Linked DNA regions of Homo sapiens: region 1 is linked to region 2. Evidence: chromatin contacts called from ENCODE Hi-C or POLR2A ChIA-PET data. All regions are on one chromosome and are shown on one strand. Each heading gives the region's core, a stretch centred on a gene start or an enhancer-like site at or near the end of the contact. The rest is flanking DNA. Distances are from core to core; before and after follow the strand shown. Region 1 has its middle 140 kb from the start of SSTR1. Region 2 holds the start of NFKBIA (NFKB inhibitor alpha).

The links. A loop is a pair of places that touch in the nucleus more often than their neighbours do. ChIA-PET counts read pairs that join two places held with the same protein, here RNA polymerase II (POLR2A). Pooled maps may share reads with other maps.
Region 1: a loop to region 2 is called in a map of naive thymus-derived CD4-positive, alpha-beta T cell, with 8 times the contacts of the local background. The contact joins the enhancer-like site here to the promoter of NFKBIA in region 2. A Hi-C loop is called at or near these places in 1 of 168 maps with a recorded cell type or tissue (naive thymus-derived CD4-positive, alpha-beta T cell) and 3 of 50 pooled maps. POLR2A ChIA-PET finds 5 or more read pairs at or near these places in 1 of 52 experiments (T-cell).

What each region holds. Positions count from the first base shown.
Region 1 is chr14:38,063,296-38,066,952 of GRCh38, forward strand. No RefSeq gene overlaps it. Among named protein-coding and RNA genes, the nearest start is that of SSTR1, 140 kb to the right of the region's middle. Within about 2 kb of position 1,961, at least 5 of the 41 ENCODE cell types and tissues checked have a DNase peak (open chromatin) inside an H3K27ac peak, as active enhancers do.
Region 2 is chr14:35,403,499-35,406,984 of GRCh38, forward strand. It overlaps NFKBIA (NFKB inhibitor alpha), which reads right to left and starts at 1,251. Exons shown (of 6, transcript NM_020529.3): 1 at 920-1,251; 2 at 192-300. The coding sequence starts at 1,146. RefSeq lists enhancers at 1-52, 83-132, 1,237-2,108, 1,313-1,712 and silencers at 333-922, 1,073-1,242.

The DNA of each region.
Region 1 (3,657 bases), core at 711-3,210, 2.7 Mb after region 2:
CTGAGTTGTTATGTGTCCTTTCCAGAAATCAGGAGAGAGAGATAACCAAATTTCCCAAATAGGTTAGTTTTAATCTGCATGGCAATGAAATTCCCTCTGCCTTTAATCCTTACAACAAAAAGTAACCTGGGATTACCTGAAGTTAACTAATGGGTCATTTTTCTATTGTTTTATTTCCCTGTTTGCACCTTACAAGGAAAGTAACTTTGAAATAACATGTCTGCTTTTTGTTCTTTGTTTCTGCTTTCTTCAGCTCTCTGTCTATAAAGCCAACTTATTCTACTCAGCTCATTGGAACACATATTATACTTTATAGAATGAATTGTTGCTGGATTCTGGACTTGCAAATAAAGCCAAGTTAAGATCTTTAAGCTAAAGTGTATTTTTTGCCTTTTGACTTATGTGTTCACTCATTTACTCTTAACTATCCAATGAAACATGTACAGTATTTCTTTTGGCACAGCTTTACAGATGAGGAACCTGGGGCAAGAGTGCTGAGGAAGCTTGTTCAGGGTTTCAAAACTAGTAAGTGGTGAAACCACCCAGAAAATAGAGTCTCATGCACTTAACAGTCTAATTATGATTATACTTAGGTTGCTCCCAATGTTTGTTTATGTATATAACTATGCTTTAAAACATTTTTGTACATTGCAGTTGCACTCATGTGAGTATCGATGGGATACATTCCTCAAAATCAAATTTCTGTGTTGGAGGATATCCACATTTTTAGTTTTTATGGTTACTGTCAAATTCCCTTCCAAAGAAGTTGTGATAATGTGTACATTCACTGTCTGTGTGTGATAATTCCTGTTTCCTCACGAACTTGCCAAGGCTGTATACTATCAAACTATTGCCAATTTGGCAGCTAAAAAATACTATCTTTATTTTGCCTTAATTTGCATTTATTTATGAGAAGAATTGGGCATCCTTCCATCTGCTTATAAGCCATATGTGTTTATTTTTCTGTGAAATGCCTATTATATTTCTAAAAGATTTGGGGTATTTTTCTTATTGATTTCTAGAAGTTTTATATATGTGCATATATATAAAACGTATACACATATATAATTTCTACATAAAGCTTTGTGTCATTTTTGTTTTTTGTAGAGATGGGGGTCTCACTTTGTTGTTAGGGCTGATCGTGAACTCCTGGCTTCAAGTGATCCTCCAACCTCAGCCTTCTGAAGTGTTGGGATTATAGGCATGAGCCACTTCTCCTAGCCTGAGAGTTTTATATTTTAAGGAAAATAGTATTTTATCTTTCAATATATTGCAAATATTCTCTCCCCCACTTTTTAAAAAACTTTTGTCCTTGTTTATACTATTTGGTTCTAACAACAGAAAAGTTTTAAATCTTCATAGGAACTAATTTATCGACATATATTTATGGGTTGTGGATTTTATAGTTTTGATTTTAAAAAAGTTCTTTAACTTCAGAATTTTGAAAAATTGGGATATATTCTTTATTACAGTTATGGCTTCATTTTTTTCTTTCAAAATTAATCAGCTGGAATTTATTTTGGTATAAAGAGTGAGGGAATAATTCAGCTATACTTTTAGTTTAAATTGCTAACTGGTTGTCTCATCAAAATGTATTGAAATATCTTTCCTTTCTCCATCATTTGCTTATATGGCCATACTCCCTTATCTGTAGTTTCGCTTTCTGCATTTTCAGTTACCCAAGGTCAATCATGGTTTGATAATATTAAATAGAAATTTCTGGAAATAATGTTTTAGTTGCATGCTGTTCTGAATAGTGTGATAAAATCTCACACTGCCTTGCATTGTCCACACTGGACAAGAATCCTCCCTTTGTCCAGCGTATCCAGGCTGTCTACCTGCCCTTTAGTCACTCAGTGGCCCTCTTGGTTATCAGATTGACTGCAGCAGTATTCAGGTAGGAGATGAACGGGACTTATTTTCCCAGCACCAATCACGAGCCTGATGATCAAAACAGGATGCAGTGAAGAAACCGGTGGAAACCACCACATGGTGACAAAAGTGATCTCTAGTTGCTCTCACTGCTCATTAGCATAAAGACACTCCCACCAGCACCATGACAGTTTACAAATGCCATGACAACAACCCAGCAGTTATTTTATATGGTTTTGGAACTCCCTCACCCATTTTCTAGAAAATTCTGAATAATTCACTCCTTAATTAGTATACAGCTAAGAGTGGGTATAAACATAGCTAGCTACCAATCTACAGGAACTGCTACTCTGCACTGCTACTGTTGCTGTACGCTGATGCTGCTCCTCCTTCTCCTCCTCCTCCTTTTTGGGACTGCTGCTACTGCTCTGGCCTGCTCTGCCTATAGAGCAGCCACTTTGCTGTACACTGCTACTCTGGGCAATTCTGCCTATGGGAGAGCCCCGCTCTGTCTATGGACAGCCATTTTGCTGTACACTGTTGTTGTAATCTTTAATAAACTTGCTTTCTTTCACTGCTGTCTCTTGAATTATTTCCTGAATGAAGCCAAGAACCCTCTGGATTGAGCACCAATTTGGGGGTTTGTCTGCATCAGTGTTGTCATGGGTGATCAGCAACTATTTGAGGCCAGTGGTGTGGCGGTAAGAATAATTTACAAGACAGCTGTAGGTAAAGAAAGGCAGATTTAATAGAGAAAGTATGGAAATATGTTGCAAGAGTGGTTACAGACAGGTTAGCAAGAGAGGAGCTAACTGCAAAGAGACAAAGGCTTCCTGGGAATTTTATAGGATGGTGCTTATGCTGTGTGCTGAGGAGGGCTTTGTGCAGTTCTAATAATGCCAAAATTGCAGTATCCTAACTAACTTTTTTTAAATTTTAGTCAGCTGAGGATCTGGTGATAGCTGGGTACAGGAAGATTGTGTTATTTGCACAGGAGGGCTACATATCCTGGACCAAGAAGAAAGGCAGACTTAGAGCTTATCTGCTTTCTCTTTTTGCTTTCCCTCAGTTCCACCAACTTGACTCCCTCTCCTCAATTAAGACTCCACAAGTATCACGGTGTTTCTATTCAAGTAACCCTTACGTTTCTTCGTAATGGCCCCAAAGTGCAAGAGTAGTGATGCTGGTATATTGTATAATTGTTCTTTATTATTATTGTTGTTGTTGTTAATCTCTTACTTGCCTAATTCAAAAATTAAACTTTATCATAGATATGTGCGAAAAAACATAGTACTGTATTTATAAGGTTTAGTGCTATCCAAGGTTTCAGGCATCTACTGAGGTCTTGGAACGTATCCCCCTTAGATAAGGGAGGACTACTGTACTAATTCTCATATCTGCTTATATGTATTTTTGAACTCTTTGTAACCATTCCACAGTCTGGACACCTTGGCTTCTCTACACTCTCCTACCTGCCTCTATACACATTTCTATTCATTTTCAGAATGTTCTGGGTATTATCATCACATATTTACTTTTTTTTCAGTTAAACTGTAAAAATAGTTGGTCTCTTTACAAAAAGTTGTTATTCTAAATGATATTTCACTAAATATTTAGATTAATTTATGGGAAATGGAAATATTTACTATTGAGTATTCTTAACAAATAATAAGGTGTATATATATATATGTATATATATATATCCATTTATTTATATTTTTCACGTCCCTAAGAAAATTGTGATGTTGTTTTCCCCACCACTTCTTGTTTGTTACTTGGTTGTAT
Region 2 (3,486 bases), core at 1-2,500:
CCAGGTGGGTCATAAAGACCTCACCAAATCAGTGGAATTTCCTTCACTCTCTAGGATGTGGGCTGATGTGAAGTAAAAGGTGAGGGTAAATAGTGCTCAGTGGCCCTGAATTCAGAAAGGATCTGGGGTGACTCTGCTACATCAGCTACGTCCCAGGGTCAGAGAGAACCCGGGCCAGGCAAGCGGCGCACCTGCTGCAGGTTGTTCTGGAAGTTGAGGAAGGCCAGGTCTCCCTTCACCTGGCGGATCACTTCCATGGTCAGTGCCTTTTCTTCATGGATGATGGCCAAGTGCAGGAACCTGTGGGGAAGAGAGGGAAAAACCCCAGGGGTGGTGAGTGCACCGCGTGGGGCCCAGGGAGGCGCGGGCTGCGGGGGATTGCGCAAGGCCGGGGTTTCTGGAGGCCGAGGCCGCGGTGTTTTCCGCGAGGTTATTATGAGCTGAGTGTTCCTGGCAGGCGCCCAGGGACTTTCCGCCCCCCTCCCCCCGCGGCCCCGGCGGGCGCCGGCCAGACCGCCCCGCCCTCCCGCCAGCTCGGAACGCCCTGTACTTCCCCTCCCGGCTGCTCGGCGCCCGCCAGCGGCCAGAAACTCCCGCCCCGCCTTATGCAACCGGGGACTTCGCGTCCCCGCTGCCGCCCCGCCCCCGGCCTAGAGGACGGGTCTGGGGGGAGGGGGCGTGTGGCGACGCTGCCATCCACCAGGGCCCAGCCGCCGCCCCTCCGAGTTGGGCCGGTGCCCCGCGCGGCCCTGCAGCCCTGCAGCGTTCGGGGCGGTGCAGGAGCCCCGGGGTGCCGCGGCGCCCGCCCGGCTGCATCGCTGGTCCCCCGGCTCGGGCTCCAGGCCCGGCGCCTCCCACCCCCAGGCCGCGCGCGTCCCGCCCTCCCGACGACCCCCAGCCCCGGGCCTCCGCCACTTACGAGTCCCCGTCCTCGGTGAGCTGCTGCTTCCAGGGCTCCGAGCCGCGCGGCACCTCCTGCGGCTCGAGGCGGATCTCCTGCAGCTCCTTGACCATCTGCTCGTACTCCTCGTCTTTCATGGAGTCCAGGCCGCTGTCGTGGCGGTCGTCCAGTAGCCGCTCCTTCTTCAGCCCGTCGCGGGGGCCCTCCATGGCCCACTCCTGGGGGCGCTCGGCCGCCTGGAACATGGCGCGGACGAGCTGCGGGCGCTGCTGCGGGTGCGCTGGGCCGCGGGCTGCGCGCTGCTTCCTCGCTGGGGCGCTGGCGGGCGGGACGGCGGCACGGACTGCTGTGGGCTCTGCAGCGCCGCCGCGGCGCCCTATAAACGCTGGCTGGGGATTTCTCTGGGGCGGGGTCAGGCTCGGGGAATTTCCAAGCCAGTCAGACCAGAAAAAGAGAACTGGCTTCGTCCTCTGCTAGGGGGAAAAAGAAGCCTAAACCCTGAGCTGGGGTTCATCGGAGAAACTCCCTGCGATGAGCCACTAGGGTCACGGACAGGGAACTTTTTGATGAGCGCCGAGTGGCTGGAAAGTCCTTCCGACCAGGCCCCCTCCCCCCGGTACTTCCCTGCAGCCTGCACCCTGTAATCCTGTCCCTCTGCAAGTGAGCCTTCTTTCCCTGGGGTTTCCCACGATCGATTTGAATTGGGGTCGTCGGCTGCTGAGATCCCAAGGACGCCGACCTGATGGGCGGTCCCTCTTTGGGGTTTGCCAACCTGCCGGTCCTTTCCGTTTTTTGATCTTTTGAAAACGCAAGAGTGGAAATGATGGCTGGGCGTAGGGATTTGCTTTCCCCAGACTTCTAAGGGGAAGGACGCACTGTGGTTAGGGGGCTGCAGGCCGCGCCGGTGTTTCTGCCTATACCAGGCTCTTTGCAGCAAAGGAACTTTTAGCTTCGCCCCCACCCCCCCACGCACCCCCGCCAGGTAGAAGTTGTGAAAGCTTTGGAGGAGTGAAAAGCCTAAATCCTTGGAGAACTCTCAAATCACTTCCTAGGGATGAACAGCCCTGTTGACTGGGGGAGGGGCAAACGCTCCCTGTATGGGGAAACTGCTGAATAGGACCATGATTTTTTTTGTTTCCCAAGTAAAGCAAGGTGTTAATGTTTGTAGTGGTGGTTGTGGATACCTTGCAATAGCAGAGTAGCTATTGTGTTCATAAGTAGCTATTCGTTTATGCTATCTGACCTACATTGTGCTCCCGCAGAAAAAGGATCGTGAGCCTACTTCTGGGCACCCAAATTCGAGGAGAACTTAGAGAAGGAGGCTGAAGAATGAGTTTAGTTAGTGCCTTAACCGCGATTGGACCTTAAGGACCACTAAGAAAGTAGTTGCCAGGCATCCTGCGGGAGGCTCAAGGTAGTCCCATCCTGCCCGCCCCTCCTTGCTCTCTTGTCCTGGGGGACAGTAGCAGTTGGACCCATTCACGCCACCTGGGTAGAAAGGGGTTTCGGCTCACTATGCTCTGGTTTCACCTGCAGAAATATAATTTATGCTCTCCACTCCACCTCCACCTCCAAGCCTGCAAGCCATGGACTGAATTCATCTACTTGGTAGAATTGGTACAGGCAAAATAAAGCAAACTTCGGTCAGAGCTCTTCAGAATTAGTCCCAGGAGGCCTCTGTAGTTCTGCAGAGATTTCTGGTGATTATTGCAATCATCTTTACCTTGACTGGCCTTGTACTAACCAATCCTTCCCCTCTCTTCGTATCTCCACCCCTCCCCTAATATTAGAATGAAAGAAATCTGACTCGATAGAGAGAGACCAAGTATGAAGGGAAAAAAATTAAAATCAGATAGACCCTCCAGGGTAATAATGATCACATGTTACAATGAAAACTTCCCAGGGATAGACACCATTGTCTCTGCAGGTTTATGATATGCAAATCTACAATGATTGAGGCAAGGTGAAACAGTGACTGCAATGGGACATCTCAATTCCAGGTTCTATCTTTACTTGACTGCACATTAGTTGGAGAGGTCAGTTAACTTTTTTGTGGTATACTTAACTTTTATAATAAGATTAGATTGAATGTTACTTAAGGTCTTTTCTAGCTTAAAAGTCATATTGCTTGTCTACAAATGCATGCCTAACTCTCCTTTGTAAGGGTGACCATGGCTCTTGGAAATGTCAGGGTATAAATTTTTGAAAGAATTCCAGCGCCTTATGTACCACATTGTTCTCAGAACTAATCTTGTAAGATAGATATTGTTCCTACTTCCCTAAAAAGAAACTGAAATGCATAGAAATTTACCCAGGAACCCCTTGGCAGTATATTAATCATTTGGCCAAAGCAGTCTTAGTATTAACACTTTTGAAAACACGCTGTGAAAATCAGACTGACTACACTATAATTTGGAATGTACTCAAAAGTATTTTCTACTCCAACTGTTAGGGAAAATAAAGGGTGGGTGTCCCCTGACCCCCATCTGGGGATAGTCACTTCTTTTAAACAAGTACAGAAACATCAAACTCTAAATGTCCCAATTATAGAGGATACATCAGAAGAAGATATTTGGCTTCAGGTA